5 separate regions of the Mus musculus genome follow, and all the other regions are linked to region 4. The links are chromatin loops, found by intact Hi-C in ENCODE. Cell type or tissue: left cerebral cortex. All regions are shown on one strand.

What was found. Hi-C counts contacts between places; a loop is a spot of excess contacts. Peaks named below come from ENCODE experiments on the same cell type or tissue, not always from the same donor. Only the 100,000 strongest peaks of a DNase experiment are listed, where the experiment ranks them.
Region 1: a loop joins it to region 4, with 4 times the contacts of the local background. A loop is called at or near these places in 4 of 42 quality-filtered maps.
Region 2: it touches region 4 in a loop (2.4-fold over the local background); 2 of 42 quality-filtered maps call a loop at or near these places.
Region 3: it touches region 4 in a loop (3-fold over the local background); 4 of 42 quality-filtered maps call a loop at or near these places.
Region 5: it touches region 4 in a loop (4-fold over the local background); 2 of 42 quality-filtered maps call a loop at or near these places.

What each region holds. Positions count from the first base shown.
Region 1 is chr3:132,205,566-132,210,565 of GRCm38, reverse strand. No RefSeq gene overlaps it. Among named protein-coding and RNA genes, the nearest start is that of Dkk2, 120 kb to the right of the region's middle. In left cerebral cortex, a CTCF peak has its summit at 2,898 (motif pointing left); a DNase peak (open chromatin) is centred at 2,884.
Region 2 is chr3:131,811,062-131,816,061 of GRCm38, reverse strand. No RefSeq gene overlaps it. Among named protein-coding and RNA genes, the nearest start is that of Gm29865, 80 kb to the left of the region's middle. In left cerebral cortex, a CTCF peak has its summit at 2,905 (motif pointing left); a DNase peak (open chromatin) is centred at 2,883.
Region 3 is chr3:131,973,540-131,978,539 of GRCm38, reverse strand. It overlaps Gm29865 (a long non-coding RNA gene), which reads right to left. Exons shown (of 3, transcript XR_376086.3): 2 at 4,218-4,311. Among named protein-coding and RNA genes, the nearest start is that of Gm29949, 31 kb to the left of the region's middle. In left cerebral cortex, a CTCF peak has its summit at 2,404 (motif pointing left); a DNase peak (open chromatin) is centred at 2,376.
Region 4 is chr3:132,475,018-132,480,017 of GRCm38, reverse strand. It overlaps Gm30147 (a long non-coding RNA gene), which reads right to left and starts at 421. Exons shown (of 3, transcript XR_867646.1): 1 at 324-421. In left cerebral cortex, a CTCF peak has its summit at 2,069 (motif pointing right); a DNase peak (open chromatin) is centred at 2,031.
Region 5 is chr3:132,249,038-132,254,037 of GRCm38, reverse strand. No RefSeq gene overlaps it. Among named protein-coding and RNA genes, the nearest start is that of Dkk2, 170 kb to the right of the region's middle. In left cerebral cortex, a CTCF peak has its summit at 1,974 (motif pointing left); no DNase peak of the experiment used is centred here.

The DNA.
Region 1 (5,000 bases), 270 kb after region 4:
AGCCAAGCAGGATTGCCAGTGAAAAATTATCTCCAGAAATCTGCACAGTGCCTACAGAATGAAACTAGGCCACAGAGAGGGCGCTGGTCAGCTCCATCCAGGGCTGATTTCCCTATGTCTTATAGAAAAAGCAAGGGGTGTTTTCTCAGTATGGATTTATCATCCAGATCTGGCATGCAATCAGTAATTAGTAGAGATTGCCTATATGGTTTTGGGAATTTCATGAAACTCTTTGGTCAATAACTCATAATGTAGTAGTGTGCTTTGTGTATCAAAAAGTTTATTTAACAACCTTGCAGTTTCTAAAACACCCCTTTTGAAAATGCATGACTGACGACTGGAGAGAGATGGCTCAGCAGTTAAGAGCACTGAGTGCTCTTCCAGAGGGCTTGAGTTCAATTCCCAGCAACCACATGGTGGCTCACAACCATCTGTAATGGGATCCGATGCCCTCTTCTGGTGTGTGTCTGAAGATAGCTACAGTGTACTCATATAAATAAAAATAAATAATATTTTTTAAAAAGAAAATGCATGACTGTTTGTTTTTAGGATGAGGACAGGGTCTCTCTATCTGCGAAAGGGACAGTCATTTTTGTATATTGGTGTGACTCTCAGTAGGCAGAACACACTCCAACCTAAACCCTTCACCCAAGAGTAATTGGGTAGCACACACTGAACTCAAGGGAAGAAACAAAGATAAAGATTGGAAGCTGACTGAGGAGAGATGTGAGGGTGTATCTGAGCAAGTCGGAAAGAGATGGATATAATCAAAAGGGCTTGTATGAAATTAATGAAGGAATAATAAAATATTACTAAAAATAACATACATACTTTTAATTTTTAATTAAAATATATCTTTCCTCCTTCCCCATTCTCCTTCTAGTCCCTCCCTTTCCCCATGATTCCCTGTCAAATTCATGGCCCCTTCTGCTTTGTTATTGTTGCATGTATATGTAAATGCCTAGATTTATAAACACTAGCTGCTGTGTCTGGTTAGTGTTGCTTGTGTGTATATGATTTCAAGGTTGACTTCTTCATACTGGATAAATGATTGGGGGCCTCATCCTTAGGAAGGAATGTTTCTCCAGGTTTCCTCATTCCTTAATTGCTTGTAGTTCTTTGTCTAGGGCTGGGGTTTCATGAGATCTCCCCCTTCCTCGTTAGCATGCCTGTTGATGTTGCACTTGCCCATGTCTTGTTTAGGCAGCCATGTCATGGAGTATCATGGATGAAGCTTCCTTGTCATTTCTAAGAGACACCATCTCACATAATTTTTTTTTCTGGCCCTCTGGTTCATATAGTCTTTTTGTACTCTTTTCTAGAATGTTCCCTGGACACTGAATAATCATTTGGTAAAGAAAATGTGGTTTATACACAGTAGAATGTTTTTTCCACCATAAGGAAAAAAAAAAAAAACCATGGCTTCTGCAGGAATGGAACTGGAAATTTGTATGTGAAATGAAGTGAGCCAGACTCAGAAAGGCAAACACCATGATTTCTTTCATATGCAGAATCTATATTTGAAGTGTGTATGTGTGCACTTGTGTGTGTGTTTGTGTTTGTGCTTATGTGTATGTGTGTGTGTGTGTGTGTGTGTGTGTGTGTGTGTGTGTGTGTGCTTGTATTATAAAAGCAGAAATGAGACCATGGAAGTAGAATAAGAAATCTTAAGGCAGTGGGGAGGAAGGGAAAAGAAAGCAATGTAATTCAGAAAGCAGAAAGGGGGGTTGTTGGCAGAGGAAAGGAGAACAGCTGGAGGGGGGGAAGAGTAGTGAGGAGGGGGGAGGTAAGAACAAGGTATAGGACCAAGAAGCGGGAATTGGTGGGTAGGGGAGCAGGGCAGAGGGAGGGTATGGGGAACTTTCGGGATAGCATTTGAAATGTATATAAAGAAGAAATCTAATAAATTTTTTTTAAAAAGAACAAGGTATAGAAACAAAATGCATGAAAACATATGAAACATGAAAATATAATGAAGCCTATCTTCTCATACACTGAGAAAATTAATTTTAAAAATACAGAAAAAAAAATCCCAAACAACTCTTTCATTAGAGACTGAATGAAGAATGAGAGGCAAAGGGAAGAGTAAGGATAGAAGAAAAATACATAGGGATCATAGAGTTGGCTCAGTTGTTAAGAGGACCTGGTTTCCAGCCTCCAGAGGACAGCCAATCACCTGTAACTTCTAGGAGATATGACATCCATGTCTGACTTCCACAGGTTCCTGCAGGAGCATGGCACAACATACACACACACATACACACACACACACACAAAGTAAAACTTAATGTTTTTATATGTATAAATAGTCTCAAAAGAAAAATAAGGAAACGAGCAACAAAAATTCTAACACCAGGGAAATGCATGCAGCCAAGCAAACAAACACAAAAGTAGGTCTTTGCTCTTCTGCATGGACATCATTTGCGTGAGCAGTCTTAAAGAGGTCAGTCCACGGAGAATAGACTTCTGTCTGCGATGGCTTTTGCTACGTATCCCTTTGTGAGAGTAAACACTGTTTGCCCTTTTCTTTCTTCTTTTATGTCTTATGTTTTTATGTTTAAATTTCTTCTTTGGAATGTTTTCATAGAGTTTAAAGGTTAAGAAGAAAGGAAACAAAACAAAAAGACATATCTTCCCCAGGGTTGTGAAGTCTTGATTGCATTAGGTCGTGGAATGTCCTAGAATAGCGGGCTCTCTTTGCTTGGTCTTCCACCACCACCAACTCAGGAACCATAGACGATTGGGTATTCCTTCTCCTTTCCTTCCATCCAGAAGCCTTGGGGATGTTTACAAGTTCTAACCAGACTGTACTTAGCTTATGCACAATCCTTGGATCCTGGAGGATGCAGGGCTGCTGGTCAGAGCTGAGCTGAAAAGCAGAACCATCGCCCTCTGCTGGGCGAACATTTAGCGTCGTGCTAATCGCAGGGCCTGGATACTCTCCTGAGCTTTGAAGTTGATGTGGTTTTGGGACAAGCCGATAATACAATATCATCGATGCTAAATCCAAACGTCCAAATGAAAACGTAATCCTGAGTTACACGAGTAACATATTTTAAAAATTATTTTAGAATGGGAGATACTATTACATATCTTTGGAATACATTCACACGAGTAATGGGTTTCCTACAACCATGTGAGTATGGATTCAACCAACTTTGCTTTGATCTGTCACACCTTCAGATGTTGCTATTTTTTGCTTGAATTCAAGGTTTTGACATTTTCCTTTAAAAATGATTAAAAGCAATGCCTACAATAATTGCAACTTTAAGGTTAGTATTTATTTTTCCTACTTCATGATTTTAATATGCTTAACATATTAGTTTCCTTATTCTTCCTCCTCATAAATCCATTTCCGTCCTTGACTCTTGTTCAAAAATGAGATTTATTTTTCTATGGAAAAGGTAATTCCAGAAACAATACTCTTCATCACTCAAGGCAGCTACTTTTAAATTTCCTTTAGGTTTTGTTAGTGGCTCACCAAAGGCAGTCACAACTTCTCCAACAGAGAATTTGTCAACACAAGCTGACAATGGATGAATGTGAAATTAAACACATAAGTGGATGCTCACAGTCAGCTATTGGATGGATCACAGGGCCCCCAATGGAGGAGTTAGAGAAATTACCCAAGGAGCTAAAGGGATCTGCATTCCTATAGGTGGAACAACAATATGAACTAACCAGTACCCTGGAGCTCTTGACTCTAGCTGCATATGTATCAAAAGATGGCCTAGTCTGCCATCACTGGAGAGAGAGGCCCATTGGACTTGCAAACTTTATATGCCCCAGTACAGGGGAACCCCAGGGCCAAAAAGTGGGAGTGGGTGGGTAGGGGAGTGGGGGGGAGGGTATGGGGGACTTTTGGGATAGCATTGGAAATGTAAATGAGGAAAATACCTAATTAAAAAATATATATATGTATATAGATATAGATATATAGGTATATAGATATATAGGTATATAGATATATAGATATAGATATATAAAATAAAGTAAACCTGTATGATTAAAAAAAGATGAAGTTATGAATCTCATTAAGGTTAAGCTTTAAAAGGATTTTGACAATAAACTCCCTTAATTTTCTAACTCATAATAAGGAAATTGAAAGCCTGATGAAACCTGTCAGAAGTGACTGAAAGTAACTCACAGAACTTCTCTCTCCGAAGGGCACCAATCTGAGTCAAGTGTACAATTCGTCAAAGCTATACTTGTGGGCTGGCTGCATCCTTAGTCTGATGTTAAAACCTGTGCATAGTGAGTTTCCCTCCCATCAGCACTGTGGGAAAGAGGAGTGTCCTCTGGAACTTCACTGCTACTTCTGCTTCTCAACATAGTTGTTTAGTTCTGCTGGAAACTTATCATAAGGAAAACTCAGTTCTTAGCTAGCAGGCTTACTTGTGAGTCAGAGGGTAAATGCTGGTCCACAGTCGAGACCACCCATCCTTCTGCTGTCAGAATGTGAAGTGCCAGGTATGAAATCTCCCTGAACATAGATGCTGAGTCAGGGGCATCAAGAACCCTGAGAGAAGGGAGAGATGAGAAGCAGCTTCTTCGAAGGATGTGATGTAGCAAATAAGAAGCCTCGTCTGGGGAAGTCTCCGGGAAGTTAGCTGGGGAAGACAGAAGCTGGGTTCTCACACTTGTTTCAAATGACAGGCAAAGGTAAGCTTTGCGTGGGCTTTGTAGATCGGAAAGGAAATAGAATATGCAATGAACTGAGAGGAAGACTGGAGTTTCTAAAAGGAATGGCATGCATTTGCCGTGCAGAGAAGAGCGTAGGAGAGGAGAGAAGTAACAGGACAGGAAAATGAAGGGTGGAAGTATATTTACAAGTCCATTATTTTAAGAGTAAATCGGGGCTGGTGAGATGGCTCAGTGTGTAAAGGTGTTTGCCACCAAGCCTGATAACCCCAAGTTCCATCCTTAGGTCCCACATGTTGCAGAGAATGAACTGACTCCTGCAAGTTATCTTCTGACCTCCAATGTTCCCTGTGCCACAC
Region 2 (5,000 bases), 660 kb after region 4:
AAGTAATTAGTGGGTCTAGCTTAAAAAAAATAGGAAAACTGCAGAAATACCACAGAATGGTTGTCTATTCTCAATGTAATCATCTTGATTGATTTATGAGTATTTTTATGTAACTAATACACAAAGAAAATAATAAGGACTAGGTAAAAGTTCTCTACTGATTGCCTTAACTATTGTGCATTTAACTGGTCATTATACATATTGTATATGTATAGTATACATACTGTGATAGACACATAAACCATCTTCTGTGCCTTCATTGAGCTCTGAATAGAAGCTCACCAAATGACTCTGACCTTTCTCTGATGATGTATACCCACCATACCTCCTCCACTCTTCTCAGTGTAGTATGTAAGATCCACCTATGGAACATGTATTTGCCTCTGCTGGAATTCCTGATTTCAGCTCCATTTGTGGTCACTGTTTATCACAGTATATCTTTTGCAGTATCTATTAAACCTGCAAACATCTCCCCAAGTTTTGGCTTCGTGGTGAGTCTTCCCATAAGTTTATTTGAAATTTTATCTCTCTCAATTCAGGTAAAAATGTCCTCTGTCATACTCCTCTGCAAATGTGGTGATTTCTGAAAATGTATTCAATCTCATTCCCAATCCATTTACTATGGGAATCTCCTGGTGTGGGAAGGATGGGAGGCTCAGAAAAGAGGCAGAAGACAGGGTAAAGGAGGGAAGGAACATCTGAGGGGTTGTGGGGAAAACTACCAGAGTAGATGCTTTTAAAATATATACATAAGTGAAAGAAATATAAATGGGATCACAAAATAAAAGAGAGAGACAATGCCGGGCGTGATGGCGCACGCCTTTAATCCCAGCACTCGGGAGGCAGAAGACAGGCAGATTTCTGAGTTCGAGGCCAGCCTGATCTACAGAGTGAGTTCCAGGACAGCCAGGGCTATACAGAGAAACCCTGTCTCAAAAAGGGGGGGGGGCAGGGAGATAAAGCCCCACCTGGACATCTCTTGCTTTCTTCTATGAAGGAATAGGTTATATTTCATCAAATTGGTCTAAGCATCCCATGGGAGTCCCCCCCCCCCAAAAAAAAAAAACCCAGGTTTTTGTCAAGGCTTTTGGTTTCTCTCTACAAACTGATGGAAAGGTCTTATTGCTGAAGTCAACACCTACATTAAACATGGTGAAGTTGATCTGGTGCCTATCTTACTGACTAATGTTCATGTTACTGCAAGTTACTCTATACACTCTCAGAAGAGAAACAGAAATACTGACCTAACTACAAGCCCTTTGATCTACAGTGGTGACCTACCTGCAAGATGTGCTGATGTGGTAGTGTCACAAAACTGTAGGATTAACCAACCTTTATCTGATTGGATTAAAATTCACTCCACAGATTGAATTTATTCCTGACACTGCTCCTGTGGCCAAGAACTTGAGACTTAGATAGGCTATACACCTAAGAGAAACCCCCAAACTACTGTTATATAGAGGAGTATAGCAATAAAATGACTCCTCACAACCTTCTGCTATGCTCCTGTATCAGTGCTTTGCTCAGTCAGCATCCAAGAAGCTTCCTCCTGCAGCAGATGGGAACAAATAAAGAGAGCCACAACTGCAGAGAGAGACCTTGGAAAACTCAGTCTTAAATGGGATGTCTTCACGAAATCCCTCCTTCCAGGGCTCACTCAGGAAACTCTGCAGAAGAAGAGGCAGAAAGACTCTAAGAGCCAGTAGGGATGGAAGACACCAATGAAACAAGGTCTTCTAGATACAACAGGACTGGTGTATCTATGAGCTCAAAGAGTCTGTGACAGAATACACAGATCCTGCACAGAACCAAGTCAGAGGGGGATCCCAGCACTGTGAGGGGAAGGTGGGCACAAGCCCACATCCCCAAGTCAGAAACTACCCTGTTTGATAACCACGCACAACGCGAAAAATTAGTTTTCTTTAACAGAGTCTCACTGGACATGCAAACCATACTTAAGAACAGGTTCCCATCCTAGCAGAAAATAACAAACAGATAACAAAGTCAATGGTATATTTGGAGGGGTCTTGTTTTGTTTTGTTGTTTCTCATAATGCTTTGTTTAGGTTCTTTTTTTGAACTTTAGAGGGCTTTTACTTATATGTTAGGATTTCTGGGTTTTGTATATTAATAGCATGTATGTGTGCATGAATGTTCTTCTCTGTGTCTATCTTTGGCTCTTTCCTTTTTATGCTTGCATTTTTTGTCTTATTCTGGTATAGTTTGTTTGTTTGTTTGTTTGTTTGTTTTAAATCTTATTTTTTTAGATGCCTGTTTGTTTTGTAATGAGAGAGAGCAAAATAAGAGTGTGGATTTGGGTGGTGGTAGAATGTTGGGGAGGATCTGGGAGAAATTAGGAATGGGGGACCCCTTAATCAGAATATCTTGTATGAAAAAACAATATTTTCAAAAGGAAATCTTCCCTGACAGCCCCCTCTGCAGTCACCTTGTTATCCGTTGCTTAATCTCCACACCAAGGCAGACTCGACAGGGTTTTTTTAGGTCACCCAGCCTCATGCCCTGGCTTACCCTGGCCTTTTAGCACAGGCTGTTCTGAAGTTCACACTTCCATGCCTGTCTGCTCAGTCACACTGTAAACTTCTACAGAACAGAGACCGATGTAGTCATGGTCCCACCCCACACAACAATAACCAAGTGAGTAACTGAAATGAACTGAGATTAATGTTCTTGGGAGGCAACACACAGTGATTTCAGTTTCTGCAAGTGGACAAGAGGTGAGGTAATAAGGCCAAAGATGTGAATTTTGGTGCTGCCCCCAACCGTGGCTTTTAGGTCCATCGGACAAAAAGTTAATGTGGAGGCCTCTTCCAGGTCCTTAAGACTGCAAGGTAAGCGAAGCGCTCCGGAGAACCTGAGTGGTTAACATAGCAGGTTTCCAGGCTCCATCTGCTGGTTAAATTGAGGAAAAATTTAGAGGTCCCTGAAATAGCAGAGTGAAGGCTTCAGATTTTGTCACATCTTACGTGTGACTATGGAAGAAAACAACTGAAAAACTACAGTTTGTAAAGAGAGGAGTCATCTAAAAGACAGAAAACTGGGAAACAAAAACAGATATTGATAATATGGGCCAACATGTTTCAGCAGGTCTGGACACCAACCCCCAAGTCTGACAACTGAGTTTGATCCCCAAGGTCCACGTATGGAAGAAAAGATACAATCCTAAAGTTTTGCCCCTGGTCTCCAGCTAAAGTACATGTATATCCACAAACATATACACACATGTAATACTGCAAGGGCATGACTGTAGTAGAAAATTGTACCATGCATTTTGGACATGCATGCACAAGTACTGTGGAAACCGACTCCAATTGCCCCTACCTCTGGTGGCTCCATACACCCCCCAATGTATCTCAGGGCTCATTTCTACAATCGATGGTGTATCATAAGGTCATGTTGTGTCACTTCCTAGATAGGAGTGCAAAAACTGAGGCTTTTGTTTTGGGCACTCTGTCATGTATATTCTCTCTCTCTCTCTCTCTCTCTCTCTCTCTCTCTCTCTCTCTGCTCTGAGACAACTGTCTAGTCATTCTATGATGACATAAGAATGTTCAGGCAGCCTAACAGTCAGGCCTTGGGAGGACACTATGCTATGCTCCATTCAAGTCTTCAGAGCAGAGTCTGCGGCACCGAGTATATTCACTGCGGAGGAGTCCAACAGCTCTAGTCAAACAAGCTGCAACCATGTTTAATTCCTGACGCATAGAAACTATAAAATATTCAATGCTTGCTCTCCTTGGACCTTAGGATTTGGCATTATTTGCTATACAGCACAGAAAGCTAACACCTCTGCATATATACACATAATTCTTGGGTGTGTTCAAATATCTCTAAAATGTTCATAACCACCTCGACTATTTTTTTTTCAAAGCCACTGGCATTTCCATGCACTGCATTTTCTCTGATATACCTACCTCAATGGAATAAGATTCAAAAGTGGGGCTGGGGAAATGGCTCAGCCATTAAAGGCATTACTTGCTATGCAAGCACTAAGACCGAGTTCAGTCCCGAGCACCCGTGTAGAGCATGACATGCCAGCATGTGCGTATTATCTCAGCACTATGTAGGCAGGGACAAGAGGATGCCTGGAGCTTGCTAGCCAGACAGACTATCCAAATCATAAAATCCAGGTTCAGCTGGAGAACCTATATCAACAAATGAGATGAAGTATAATTCAGAAAGGCATTTGATGTTGAGCACTGCCCTCCACGGGCACTTACACACATATGCACAGGCATCCATGTACATATTTGTATACATGTACACAAATACACCACATCCATGAGGAAAATAAATTTGAAGATTATAAAATGCATTTTATAGGGTTTAGGATATTGTTTGAAAAAAGACTGTAGGCCTTAAAATGTCATGTGTGGTCTACAGTATATTAGAATATGTGAAAGATATAACCCTTGCTGGAGATGACAAATAAATATTATTTTCATAATAAGTTAGTCGTTAGTAAGCCTCCTCAACTCTGGGGAATAGCCATGGAAACGTGTTTTTTTTGACATAAGGGTAGAAATGCTATCTTAACTTTGATAAAAGGTAATTTAAGAAAACATTTTCCAGTGAGATTCGATTTAATGCTTGAAATCTTGAAGATGTTAAACTAGATCTGAAAATAAATTCGTCTTGACCTAATTAAAAGTTTGAGAACCATATAATAGGCCTCCGCTCTAAATCCAGTAGATAACTTTTAATAAATTGAAACCTAGAAACACTCTTAAGATCAACGTTTCTTCATCTTAGCAAAATAGGAAACATTGTTTCAGACAAGGAAAGGTAAATCAAATACATTGTCTTCCAAGCACCTAAACTAGTGGAGTTCAGCACTCCAATTTACAAAGCTTAGAAACAAACAGCAAACCTGGTAGTACAGGGACTCTCTCTGTCTTGCTCTGTCTCTGTCTCTCTGTCTCTCTCTCTCTCTCTCTCTCTCTCCCTCCCTCTCTCTCTCTCTTTCTTCTTCCTTCCTCTCTC
Region 3 (5,000 bases), 500 kb after region 4:
AGCACACAGAATAATTTTTGACTTGGTTTGAAGGCAAGTGTGCAGAAACAGAGAAGTGACCATGTGACCTCCAGTGACCCCCATGTAATTGCCATAAATACAACAAAATGCTAAAATTTCATACTAATGAAGACAAGTTTATAATCAATACAAACATACAAAAGCCATGTAGCATAAAGAAAATACTGCAGAAAATGAAGTGCAACCTCTTTCCCTTAGAGTGTGGAAAGTTTTTTCCTCTCCATTGGGGCCTTCTCTTGTTTCCTTTGAAATTTATATCAAAGCATTCTATGATCCATGTATATTTTAGATTTACAAGAAATAATATAAGCAGAGTATCTGTAATCTGAAAATGTGAAATGCAAAGAATTTGATTGACCTGGTACCACAAGTGAAAAATATCCATATCCAACCTAGATGACCTGTCACAGCCAAAACTCAGGCACATTAACATATCCTAAAACACAGTTGTGAATGCTGTATAAGCAAAATATAAATGAAAGCACACATATGTGAATAAAAGATATAAATTATACATGACTGAGTACCACATTTAAACTTGAACTACATTTCCAACATGAATATTTTAAATATGTCCCATTCCAAATACATCCCCCTAAGTAAAAGGAACACCCACAAATCTAAACCAATTTTCACCCAGGCTATTTGGATAAGGTCCACTCAACCTGTACACCGAATTTTTTCATGTTCAGGAAACCTTACAAACCCTTCCTTTGTAGTTCTACCAGCCATCCATAATGTTAATAATCCCAGAAAATACCCATTTGCTCAGCCTAAAACAACCATCAAAGAAAATTCACTCACTAAATGTCCTGCCTGTCTATGATGAAATAGTCTAAAATGCTATACAACATACAATACAACAATCTCCGCACTCCTTACATGATTTTATGAACAGGTCTGTATTCTACGTCATAGTAGACTTGACAATAAGACTTTGATCATAGTCCCTTTTTGCTTTTATGTGTTTAGCCTAAAGCATCCAATTCCTTTAATCGATGTTCATATAGAGCCTCCTTGATCATTGTACTTATTGTTGTCTGGGACCCCTCCAGGTCTTTCTTGTTTAAGAAGTGGTGGTCGGGAGAATAGAGATGACTCCAGTTCTTATGCAATCATGGATGATGTCTCCTGGTTTGTTTCCAGGGCTCTTTGTGAGGTAGGCCATTGGTGCTCTGGGCGGGGGGAGGCAATCTGAAATCATTTCTTACTTGTGTGCATCAGAGAGTTCATCTTTTACAAGTTGACATTCAAATAATCAAGAACTCATCCTTTGATTTATTCCTGCACCCGGCAGCTTTTTTTCCGCATCACAGTTAGTAAGTTCAGTTGGAGAGATTTGTTCCTTTAAAGTTTTTTTTTAATATTACCAGTCTTTCAGGGCAGCCTTCCTCAGAGGTCGCCCTACCACCATGTTTACCCCCGTCAGTCTCACATTTTGCTTCCTGTCTTTCAGGGAGTCCTTAACACACAATAAAAGCGTTTTCCCCAAAGACATGGGAACTATTTTTAAAAGTGTCTTTTATCAAATAGTTTATTTTTACAGTGTGTATTAAAGCAATCTGACCGTGTTTTACAAATTCCAACATCTTGTCCTGGGAACTAGTGAAAGCAATTTTTCACATATTTCTACTGAATGCATTTAAATGCAAGAGAATTCCACTGATCTCTAGGCATTAGCAAGTTAGAGTTGCCAGTTATAGAGCCTGGTCCCTCACCTCACGACATTCTGTATCTGGAATTTCTTTGTAGATTTTTTTTTTTCCTTTTTACAGCTGGCTTTGTATTCTCTGTTTGTTTGGGTTAGTTGGTTTCCTAAAAGGTAAAATATGAAGGCTACCCAAAATGAATATGATACCAATATATCCATGTACTTATAGATAGGAAACTACTCAGATAATGTTGTATGATGCTGTGTTTATTTAAATTAAGGTTACAAAATAATTGTAACTCACAGTAAGAAAAGAAGGTTCATTTTCGGATCTTAGAGTATGTGACAGTATGAGAACTTCATTGAAGTCACTGGAACCACACAGACCCCCTCCTCCGCATGTACCCATGGTCCTTATATACTAACACTTATTGTAGCATTTGTAAAGATGCGCCATCAGTCAGGACTCCTAAAACATATTGAGACAGCATGCAAGGATGTAACATCCCCACAATTGATGACCATCCAAAACTGGGAAACAAATGCTAAGTTGTATTCTGGAGTACAGTTGTCAGCCATGTTCACAATATCTGCACTACAGTCTTTATATCACGTACAGAACACAAAGCATGAGCTCTGCATCTGCTTTCTCTCAGTCAAGGGTACAGATGAGCTTCAAATTCCAAAGGCCAGCGCCTTAGAATCACTCTGTTAATGGTCAGCATTGCCCTCTAGTGGCAAGCACGACTAACCACAGCTTTGTCCTCCTTCAGTGACCCCAGAGGGCAGCCAGACGGGGCAGATTTGAGGAAGAGAAAAAGTACCAATGTTGGCAACACCAATTATCAAATGGAACCAGATTTTGACATTTATGATTTTTTTTTTTAGCATGAGCATTTTTTTCCAGTCTCTGGTGGAAGCCTGGAGGTTCATGGAGCCTGATGGAAAAACTAAGGATACTGGTCTGAAGTGTGTGTGTGTGTGTGTGTGTGTGTGTGTGTGTGTGTGTGTGACGTGACCTCAGGAGGTCTCTCAGGATCTCATGTAAACTAAAGAGTGTAAGTGTAGATCTTGCATGTGTGCAGGTCTTGTATATGTGTAGAACTTGCATTTTGCAGATCTTGCATATGTACAGATCTTGCATGTGTGAAGATCTTGTATATGTGTAGATCTTTCATTTGTATAGATCTTGCACGTGTGAAGATCTTGCATATGTGTAGATCTTTCATGTGTGTATATCTTGCATGTGTGCAGACCTTGTATATGTGAAGATCTTGCATATGTGTAGATCTTGCATGTGTGAAGATCTTGTATATGTGTAGATCTTTCATGTGTGTAGATCTTGCATGTGTGCAGATCTTGTATATGTGTAGATCTTGCATGTGTGAAGATCTTGTATATGTGTAGATCTTTCATATGTGTAGATCTTGCATGTGTGATCTTGCATATGTACAGATCTTGCATGAGTGAAGATCTTATATATGTGTAGATCTTGCATGTGTGAAGATCTTGTATATGTATAGATCTTTCATGTGTGTAGATCTTGCATGTGTGTAGATCCTGCATGGGTCTCCTTTTATTGTCTTCATATGTTGCATGACAAACTAAGAAAGACAGTGATCAGTCAGTCAAAAGCAGAATCAAAAGCTCCTTTATTCAGAAAAGTGATGAGACTTTAGAGATGAAAAGAGAAGAGGAAGAGAGAATAGTTTCTACCTCCATTTCCAGGTACAAAGGAAACAAAGAGGGAGGGGGAAACTCTTTAGTTTCCTAACTCTCTTAGAGAAATCAAGCACACACATACATATAAATAAATATGTAAAGAAACAAAACAAAACAATACAAAAGAGGAAACACATACTTAGGCTGAATACAAATATGGAGCCTTTAACTTTCTCCAAGAGGTGGTCAAAACTAGGTAACTTAGTAATGAATCATCTATTGCAGTTATTTTGTGTATGGCTGTATGTACATGCAAGCATGTGTGTGCAGGTACAAATGTATACATGATATGGAAGCCAGAGGACAACCTTGGAATCTCAAGAGCCTTCCACCTTTGTTTTGATACAGAATCTAGAACTTGCCAAGTAGATTAGGCTAGCTGTCCAGAGAGCCCCAGGAGCCCACCTGATGCTGCCTCCCTAGCTCTTAGATGACATCCATAGGCAACCATAGCTGGTTTTTTGTATGAGCTCTGGATCCTCCTGTTTCACTGATGGAGCGCTCTCACCAGCCCTGTTGCAATCACTTTTGACGAGAAGCAAAAAAACAGATGCAGAAATGTGACTTGGCTCCTTGAGATCCTAAGTCAGCCAGGAGAATGCTGTGATTTGGATCCCTGCTTGGGGAGCACTTTTTCATCCTGTGGATGTGGCACACCTAATGACAGCAAAACATCTGTTCACCTTGACACCTGCCTTTGAAGAAAACCAAAAGCCAGATAAGCTCCCGCACATGCTCCAGCCAGGTCTGATGATCCTCTGAAAGGTCTGAGGAAAGTAAATCCCAGGGATCAAATATCAGCGCTCACTCCTTGAGGACTTACCTGTTCACAAGGTCAGGCTAGGCAACGTATTCGTAAATGCAGCAACAGTATAGGCTGGCAAATAGCCTTCGTAACCGCAAAGGGATTCTTGGTCCTGAGGAAAAGAAAGACCATGTTTTGACTTTCAGGATTTCTACAACTCCAAGAAGATTTATAATTCTATAAATCAGAATACTGCCACAATGGAGAGGCCCAGAGAGGCTAAGGGAATTACTCAAAGACACACAGCTCTTCAGTGGCTTAGTCATATGCATCATCTAATTCAATTACTATTAACTGGACGCTTGGAGGGCTTTGGATTTGTACAAACCTGCTGTGGTTTGGGAGCAAGTGAGAAGCACGCTGCTCAGTGTCTTTGGAACGTACTTCAATGAAGTGACGCTTGGGTAGCTGCTTGATGAATGAGTTTTCCAACTGCTTCTTATTCTAACATAGCCGTAGAGCAATAATGACGACGTTACATTGTTTCCCTGGTGCCTCCTAAATCCTTGCTACATCCACTAACTTTGGTATGACACTCATATTCTATATCCTAAATGTTTTGTTTAAAATGACTTAAATATCTCATAATATTCTGTCTCCAAAACAAAAAAAGGAGCATATCTCAATAAAAAGCTTTTATCGTGAACTCTGTGACACTGGGAATCTCCTTTCATTGGCCTGGTTAGGATGGCCATGTCTAATTTGACCTGAGTTTCCGCTAAATTATACTTGAAATCTTTCTCTGGTTAGATTGTTTGAATATCAGATGAATCTTTTCGTGTGACATGAATAAATACAGAG
Region 4 (5,000 bases):
AGTCTCTGTGAGACCCAACGCACCTTACTTAGTTGATTCCATAGGCCGTGCTCTCCCCATGTCATTGACCCCTCTGGCTCCCACAATTTCTCCTCCCCATCTTCTGCAGGTTTCTCTGAGCTCAGAATTAAGGGACCCAATGAAGAACTCCAACCTGAGCTCTCTCTCTATTATTTGGCTGTGGAGCTCTGCATCTGCTCTAATAAGCTGCCAGAGGAAACCTTTCTGCTGATGACTGGACAAGGCATGGATCTATGAGTATAGTAGACCATCCTTAGGAATCATTTCATTGAAATTGTTTTTGTAGTTGTCTTTGATTCTACCTTAGGCCTCTGGGCAATCCAGTCTCTGGTCTTACACATCTCCACCTCGCATGGAATAGTATCAGCTCTTCCTGCCTTCTTTCCATATGCTAGTGGAGTAGGGAAGGCTGTTACATAAAGGGTGCATTCTTTTAGGCTTTCCCTGGTACTCTCCATGGCCCTTTCCTGGAAGTTTAGTCCTTTATTGACCTGTCTTCACTCCACCTCAGATATTTGGCATATGATTAACTACCAAATTCTATTTGCAGAAGCCTTTGTGTTTGTGCTGACATGGCCTGTGCTCTAGGTGAAAGCCATGCTGCTCGAATGGGAAAATTACTGAGGAAATGAATGTCTGAGAGAGTAACCCAGATGATGAAATTAATGGAACTTTAATTTTTTTCAAATGGGGAAAGACCTATCAGACAGTTTAATGGTTTGAATGAAAGTTCTGTGACACCATCTCTGACTTATTTCTCATGGTGACTGATGCCAAGGTAAATGGGTCATGCGGCTTTCATCTTGTCACCCTTCCTGTCATGGTGTCATGTAAACACAATGTCACTCATATCAGCTCTACAGTTTCAGAAAATACTCCAAGAAAGCCCGCTTTAAAGTCTCCCTGTGATAATGCAACAAACTGGGTCAATGGTAAATACCAATTTTCTTCACATTTGAATTAATACAAAGAAACACCTCATAACAGGAACCCTTAAACTACTTTTATTTTAGGAAGAAAAATAATGAATGTATTAGCTAAGACCAATTAGAAAGGCTTTAAGTAGGAAGCTATACCTCTGTTGTCTCTACAATTCAGATAAACAGTGTTCTGTATGTAAGTATGCATGGTGCTTTTCATTTAAAAACTGTTTGACCTTCACATGGCTAATTAAATATGAACAGGTTAAAGATGCAAGTGTTAGCTCTTCCCATTTCTCAGGCAAGAATACTGAACCTCACAAAATCTTTCACTCTTCAGGGTAACAAAATTAGAAGCCACTGGTCCAACAGCCAGCAAAAAATATGGGCAAACTCATGTTTTCTGGTGCTTAAATGTTGGACTAGAGAATGGCTCAGTCAGTAGAGGGAGTATCTAGAACAAAGAACAAAGAACAAAGTTTAACCATCAGAACTGACTAGGGAATAAAACAGAAGGCTGGGAAGGGTGAACCATGTCTGTAATTCCAGCTCAAAGGAGGTGGATATCTCTGAGGTTCACTGGCCAGATACTGTAAATATGGTGATAACCAGGCCAGGGGAAAATCCTGTCTCAAAAAAAAAAAATGAAAGACTCTATTTCAAGAGAAAGGTGAATGATATGTGAGAATTTACACCTGACATTGTCCTCTGGCCACCACATACATGTCCCCACCACACACACACACACACACACACACACACACACACACACACACACACAGCTTCTCTGGCAATATAGACTAGAGGTTTGAAAGGAAGTGGATGTGGAGGGATTATCATCTGAATGATTATGTACTCATACCTAACTACAAACTGTGATGGCAGAGATGGCTTTATGGTCTATAGCTTAAATGTGTGCAATTTATCATGACTCGTTATACCTCGGTAGGGCTATTTAATTTTTTAAATATATGGATACTTTAAGAGATATTTCTCATCTGAGTCCTTTTCCCCTTTCCACGCTGTGTGTTCCTTTCGGTGCTGCCTGGCGTAGGTGCTGGGAACCCAACTCCTGGCCTCTGCAGGAGGAGTAGGTGCTCTTAACAGCTGAGCCAATAGATGGCATTATGAGTCTTAAGAAAGCCTGCTGTATTACTAGTTTTTTGTATGCTTTTATTTTCTCTTGTTAGATTTTCACCAAAAGCCCTTTCTGAGTCCATTAATACCTGTGTGTCCAGTTTTGTTTTTTAGTCTGTTGATATAATTTTAGTCTTTTGATAGTGATATGATATCATTTCATTCAATTTTTAAATGTTAAACCAACTTTGCATCTCTAGAATAAAGTCACATGGTCCTGGGTATATATTTGTTAATATTTAATTAAAAAAATAGAATATAATGACATTATTTTCCCTCCCCACCATCTCTTTCATCCTTTTCATGTGCCCTCTCAAAATCATGATCTATTTTTTAAAATATTGTACTTAATTTGCTAATGTTTTGTAGAAGATGGTTCATAAGAAATTTATCTATACTTTTCTTTAATTACACAACTTTGTTTTGTTTTGATATTAGAGTAATTCTAGCCTCAATGATAAATTGATGAATATTGTGCTTCTGTGACTGTGAGATGTCTTAGAAAAATTGGTATGCTTTTTTTTCTTAAATATTTAGTATATAATTTACTAGAGAACAAATTTGGGGCTAGTGCTTTCCATTTTAAAATGGTTATTATTTAATGATGACTTTTAAAATTAATACTTAATGAACTTAGAAGACTATGAATTTCTTGTTGTGTGAGTTTTATTTCCTGTTCCGTGACCAAAAGCAACTATGAAAGAAAAAGATTTATTTCAGCTTTACACTTCCAGATCATAGTCTATTACTGAGGGAAGTCAGGACAGGAATTCAAACAGGAACGGAAGCACAAACTACAGGGAAATGGTGCCTTTTGTCTTCCCCCTGGCTCCAGCTCTGCTGGCTTTCTTAGATATCTCAAGCCCACCTGCCTAAGACTAGTGCTCCCCACAGTGGGATCACATTAAGAGTCAAACTGTGGGGCAGGCACACCACACCAATCATCAGTCAAGATAATCTCTCATCGCAAGGTCAAAGACTACTAGTCATCTCTGAACAATTCCTCAACTGAAGTTTGTTCTTCCCCGGTTACTCTATTTTCTATTAAAATGGAAAAAGATCAAAAAAGACAAAAAATGTCTTATTCAGCACATTGGATAGGTTTTGACAGATTATGTTTCTCAAGAAAGCCAGGCATGGTGGTGCACGCCTTTAATCCCAGCACTTGGGAGGCAGAGGCAGGCGGCTTTCTGAGTTCGAGGCCAACCTGGTCTACAAAGTGAGTCCCAGGACAGCCAGGGCTATAAAGAGAAACCCTGTCTCAAAAAACCAAAAAAAAAAAAAAAAAAAAAGGAAGAAAAAAAAGCAATAATCGGTTCATTTCTTTTATGTTGTCACCCTTGTGAGTATACCATGTATAATTTATCATACTGTTAATTGTGGATAGATCTCTCATAATGCCTAACCTCTAACCTCTGTTTCTGAGACTAGAAATCTATGTCTTCTCTTTTTTCTCAGCTTGAGTAGAAGTATCCATTGGACTGACCTTTTCAAAGAGACTGACCTTTTGTTTTCTGTATCGTTTCATCAAATTTCTATATTTTCTTCTTATTTATAATGCCATTGATTTCTTTTTTTCCCCCTTTCCATATGTGTGCTGTGAAATGCATTTGCTCTTTTCTTCCAGTTTCTTACGGCAGGGGTTAGATTTCTGAACTTACATCTGTGCTCAGTGCTATGCATCTACATTCCAGCACTGTTTTTGCTCTCCCACATGTTTTGAAGTTAAGGTTTTATTTCACTTTTACAGTATTCAATAATAATAATTATTATTATTTTAATAAAATAAATCAATAATTTATTGAAATAACATAATACAATTGATATTATTAATAATATTATTATTTATGTGTATGTCTGTGTGAGTGACTGTTGTGTGTGAGCTTGTGGAGATGAGAAAGGGCACTGGATTCCCTGGAATTGCAAATGATTGTGAGTCACCATGCGGGTGCTGGGAAGAGGATTCTGACCCTCTGCAAGAGAAGCAAGTGCTCTCAAGCACTGTGCGGTCTCTCCAGCACTATGTTTTTATGTTTATGTAGTTTAAGCTATTTTCAAATTTTTTATTTGGCCATTCATGATATGGAAGAATATTGTTTAATTTTCAACTATTCATGGATATCCAAGTATCTTTTGTCGTTTATTGGCAGTACGAGAGTAGACATTATTTGACATCCATGCTGTGAGACTTGTGAAGGTGTGTTTCATAGCCAAGGATTTCACAGTCTCTTGTAAATGAATATCGCATACTTGCTTGAGAAACATATGCATCTGCTGTTGCTGGACGATTATGTCTGGTTGTTAGATTGGTTGTTGATTTCAGTTATGTTCTTACAGATTGTTCTGCTTGCTGGATCTGTCCATTTCTGACAGGGAGGTGTTGAAATCTCCAACTACAATATGGATTCCTTCACTTTACCCTCTCAGTTCCATGAATTTTGTCTTACATAGTTGGATGCACAATTAAAAGTTATGCACGCACTACGGGTTATCTCTTCGTGGGAACTGACTCTATTATCAATATGTTGTACCCCCTTTTGTCTCTAGTAGCTTTCTTCTGGTCAATATTAGCATGGTACATATTTCTTTATGTTCAATCTATATTTATTTATGTACTATTTTGACTTCTGGGATTATAGCTATTTTAAAAATTAGTTTAATTTGTTATTATGTAGAAACTGTATATATTAGTGAAGCTCTGTGTGGTATATTTCAACACATGCATACAGCACACATTAGTTACATACAACTTCCCCTTTTCTGTGTCTCACTGTCCAATTTCTTGTAATTACCACTCTATGCATTCACTTTGACTTTATTTGGCTTTCACATATAAGAGAGAAAAATCTAATACTTGTCTTTCTATGTCATTATGTACTGAAGAAAGTATAGAATTAGCATTTACTTGGACAGTCTCCATCT
Region 5 (5,000 bases), 230 kb after region 4:
AGCTCCTTCTCCAGTCCCAAATAATCTTTTAGATAAAGACTTCACAAGTCCTACCATTAACCTGTTTATCTGAAATTCTGTTGAGTGGAAGCCAAGATCTCTTTTAGTTAACCATTACTTTTATTGTGCTTAGCCTCTTGCTAGGTAGCAGGCAGAAGAAAGCAGTAAAAGCTATACTGTGTGTAGCCCTACATAGCTGTAATCCCATGACAAACAGTCATAAATTGCTAATGCTTTACCTCTATGGCTACCGATTAGTTGGATTGCTCTTGTATTTTGTTTGACTGATACCCACATCGTTAAAGTGTGGGTCTGAACCACAATTACAAGTCCATAATTGAATGTGGGGATCATGAGAAGTTTGGCAATAATCAATGGCTTCTGAATGTGTAATGGCCCAATGCTAAGGACATACCCATCCATGGTATTTAAGTTGCCTTCTCTGTAATCTTGGCTCTGAACTTTCAGCATACTGTCACACTTTATTCTGCTTGTGTCATATGCCAGGTGACACCTACAAGCACAGCCTAAATCATCTCAGCTAACACCAGCACATTCTGAATTATAGTATTTTTACTATACACACAAGATGTTCCTACCTTCTAAACATACAATAGTTCACTTAAAGAAAATAAAGATTTAATTTCCTATCATTATTCCTCAGCATGGAAGTATCAAATTAATATACTTTAATTGTATTATATAGGAATACTTGGTTTTAAAAGTTGTTTTTCAAGTTTTTACCTAAAGAAAAAAAAATCATTGAGTGAGTTTTACCTTGGAATGAGGATAGAATTTCCAATAAATTCTAAAATGATCTTAAAATTTTTTGTGATGTTTTGTACTAAATATGCAAAGTAGCCTTCACATCATTGATGATTTTAAGCATCAAAGTCTCCATCAACTTTGAAAGTCACTGAAGGTGTTCTACATAGCATGCAGTATTAGCTTTTCAGACAGGATTTACCTCCTTATGTAAAGTAAAGAAGCATAGCAATTTTATTAGTATGCATAGTTTCCTGTTTTTTAAATAAAGGGTGAACAATCCATGCATATATATGCCAAAGAATTGCCTTAGAATATGTTTCTTTATGATTTATTATCAGCAAATGGTCAATTTGTATACCTATTTTCTATAGCTCTATACCCTGGGGTACTGACTGGAAAGAATTTAAGAACTGTAGTCTAAAGAACACTTCAATTTCTGCTTTAGGAAACTTCTTGAATTTGAGTGTTTGTTTTCCCTCTGTAACTCCCACTGGGCAATGTGAGTAAGAATGGGAATTCCCTAAGAAATCTCTTCAAATCATACTTCATTCCTAGCCTTCCCTCTGACTGGCATATTTCCTTATAATGGTTACATTGTATCATTGTTATTTATCAAGGGTTTACATTGTAACATTGTTATTTATCATCCAGTCTACAGTTTGAGCTTTTCAAGTCAAGTAACCCAGCTGCCAGCATGGGCTTAATAAATGCTGCATGCATTAAAACTATTTTAAAGCATAAACTCACTTGAGTAATTCAATAATTCAGATGCCAATTCTAAACATAATTTAGAGAATTTCCTTCTTTATTATAGAAATTGATATGTAAAATTGCTGTGTATGTAATTTATTCAGGAATTTGTACACTATGACTTTTAAAAGAAAGCATTTCTTTAGTTAAGCATATAACTCCCTTCCCACAAATAGCTTTACGAAGAACAAACAAAACTACACAAAGTAGCATTATGTCATATCTGACGTATATTTATTTGTACCTCAGTCTCCATAATCTTATTTCAGTGTGTTATCTAATATACTCAACAATAAACATGTTTAAATATACTCAGTTGTAATCAAGTTAAAATTTACAGAGCTTCTGGATACACTTAGAAAATATATTTTGTTTCTCAATGTTGTATATATTACATTCTATTACAATCTATACTTCATTTTTCCAAAATGCAAAATAGAAGAAAAATGAGAGCCCTCTGGTGGGCAATATTTTAAATTCAAAATACTACATTATAACATTTTTATTGTATTTCCTAAAAAATAAGCAAACATTTCTTAAAATGTCTATAAAAAAAGATATTAGATGAACATGGAAAAGCTATTTCAGGGAATAAATTAAGCAGACTATAGTTCCATGAAAAATGTCTCAATTTGAGTATTAGAAATGGCTCTGCTGTTGTGACTGAATCAATCCATATTCATAGGAAATCTTATCCTTTGATGCTGCATGTGAACGAAATGACGTGTGAATGAAGTTAAATGTAGAGAAGTGATAAAAGTTTTGATGCAAATATTGAAACTAGATTAAAAATATGTCTCTCCTTTTCATTGTTGAGGGTTTGTAAGAGGGTTTGAGCAAGGATTTGCTTCCTCTAATTTCATCCATGGGAAGCTGGAGGAGGGGCCGGAGGGCAGTGAGTCTCAAGGAAGACTCTTCCTTCCTTGTGCGTGTTGGCCTTCCTCCTGTGTCTTGACTGGGTTCTGAAGTCTCTTGAGTTTTCTAAGCACTCTCTCATAGGAGCTTCTGTCTCAAGAATGCAACTAAACCTACACACTTTCCAAATTGCTTTCCCCCTTCCTGTAGAATCACACTGGGATTTAGGATGTCAACAAATGACGTGGGGGAAGGGCTAAATGTCCACTCTTTAAATATACCAGTGACATCAGAACATTAAATACTTTAAAAGAATCACATGTGTGTATGGCCACCTCTAACCAGTTCTAAAATATTTATTCCAGCAGTTCCATTTTCAGTATGATTGACCCGGCTCTGAAAAGCGCATTGGAACTTAATCAGCTCTGTGGCAGTGAGATGGGATGGATTTAAGCAGTGATTGGCTCTTGAGAGTGAGGATTAATCCATTCGATGATTAATAAATAATGATTGAGTGAGTTCGAGAATGAATTGCTTCACTACAAAAGTTCACTTTGTCTGGCTAGCTTGCTGGGTGTTATCATGTAATGCCCTGGGCCATGTTTGTGATGCAGCAAGGAAGTCCTACCAGATGTCCTGCTGTGCCATTCCACATCCTGGCCTTCCTTGAGCTAAATAAGGTTTCATTCTGTAATTCCCCAGGCAGTCATAGTCTGCTGTAGTGACAAGAAAATTGACTATGAAATCAGCCTAACTTAAAATCCCACAGCTATTTGGTTACTTTCATTTCCCCCAATCTAACGATTGCCAATCAGCTACCTGGGTTGGATAGTTCATATGGACATATCAGTTAAGCAGGTGATGTTTTTGCATAACTTCTTTTAGGAAGCATTCTTTGTTTTTAGATGGAGCAAGAACCACCACTTCATTATTTTTCTCTGCTGAAATCTGTTCTATTTTATGTATGCAAGACAATTTTTATCAACTCACCTGTTTTTAGACATTTCGATTATTCCTACAAATTTGCCATTGTGAACAGTAGTGATGTGACCTTTCATTTCAATATTTACCAGAGTTCTCATTTTCAGTTCTTTAGTGTATATAACATAGGGTGGAGTCTAAGCTGCAAGGTAATTCTCTGTTCACAGTACTGCGTCACAGGGCTGCCAGCCATGTTGGGAAAGCTGGGAAGGGTTCAGGTTCTCCACAGCATGACTCACACTCCCAACTATCCACCCTTTTGTTAGAGATATCCTAACATGTTCTTAAGCAGCCTCTCATTTCATGGCAACTTTAATTTCTGTAATTGTATCGTGATAATTGTATCAGAATAAGAAGATACACAAATGTTTGAAACCCTGCCTACTTTTATGTCTCTTCTCTTTTGCATGCTAGCCTTGTGTTTGTCACAGCAGCTGTGGATTGCAACATGTCATGATCGCAACAGTCATGCCAATTCTAGAAGTCAGAAAATTATGAATGATTTTCTCTGATCCTCTGGCTCTTATGGTCTCTCTACCTTCTCTTTTATGACATTCTGTGGACGTGGAGTGGGTGAAAAAGATGTTCAGTTTAGAACTGGCTATCAGCAGTAGGGCAATGTATTGAAAATAATTGTGTATCAGCATGACAAGGAGAAAAATGCAAATGATTGCTTAATTCCACTGTAGCTTTGTAGTTCTTACAAATTTCCAGAGTAAATCGCCTAATCAGGGATCATGACTCTCAGTTCTAATGGTTACATTTGTTTAAAGTTAAGAATGAGTTTGGCCCTATCTACACTCAGCCTAAATATGCAAATGCTTGTTCCTGTATATTTAAACATGGCATTTAAGAGAAGCACAATATAAATATTTTGCAGTATAATTAAGTTCAAGTAATTAAAACAGAAAATGGGTTTCTAAGATCTGAGATGAAATAACTTGTGGTTCAGAGCTGGAATCTATGGTTAGAAAGACTTGGAGGGAGTTGAAGGGAAGACATTTCTGTGGCAAGGTCCTAGGAAGGGGCAGGGCATGGTAACTTTCAGGAGACAGAAAAGACACAAAGTGACGAATGGATATAAGCCCAGAAACAGCAGGAGACAAAAAAGATGTGGATGATGTTTCTATTTTCCCTGTCAATCTGTCTCAACTTTACAGATGGTTCTGAAGCAGGAATGAGTAATATCACAGGCTAATTAAAACAAGATTGCAAGCAATTACCTCCAGATTATTTTCATAAAGATAGGGGACAAATATGTGGGCATGAAACAACTGACGGGACAGAATTTAGTTTGTATTATCTATTAAACTAGAATTAAGATATTGAAATGCGATAGTTAAGGGAGAGGCCTGATGATGGAACTTTGCATTTAAAAATGAATAAAAAGTTTTCATTAACTTTAGATTTTTTTTGTCTTGATTAGATTCTGATTCAGATTCCAAAGAGTAGCTTCCAAGCACATTTATTTTATTCTGTGATAGTCTTTGTTTCTAACTAATCTCTTGGATGTAATTAGTTATTCTTTGTGTTTCTGTGTATTATTGTGGAGTGTGTGTGTGTGTGTGTTACAATTTCTTGAAATTTTTTTTTCTAGGATGTATCTGAGGGATGATATTGACCGTATTTAACACATCTAAAACAAG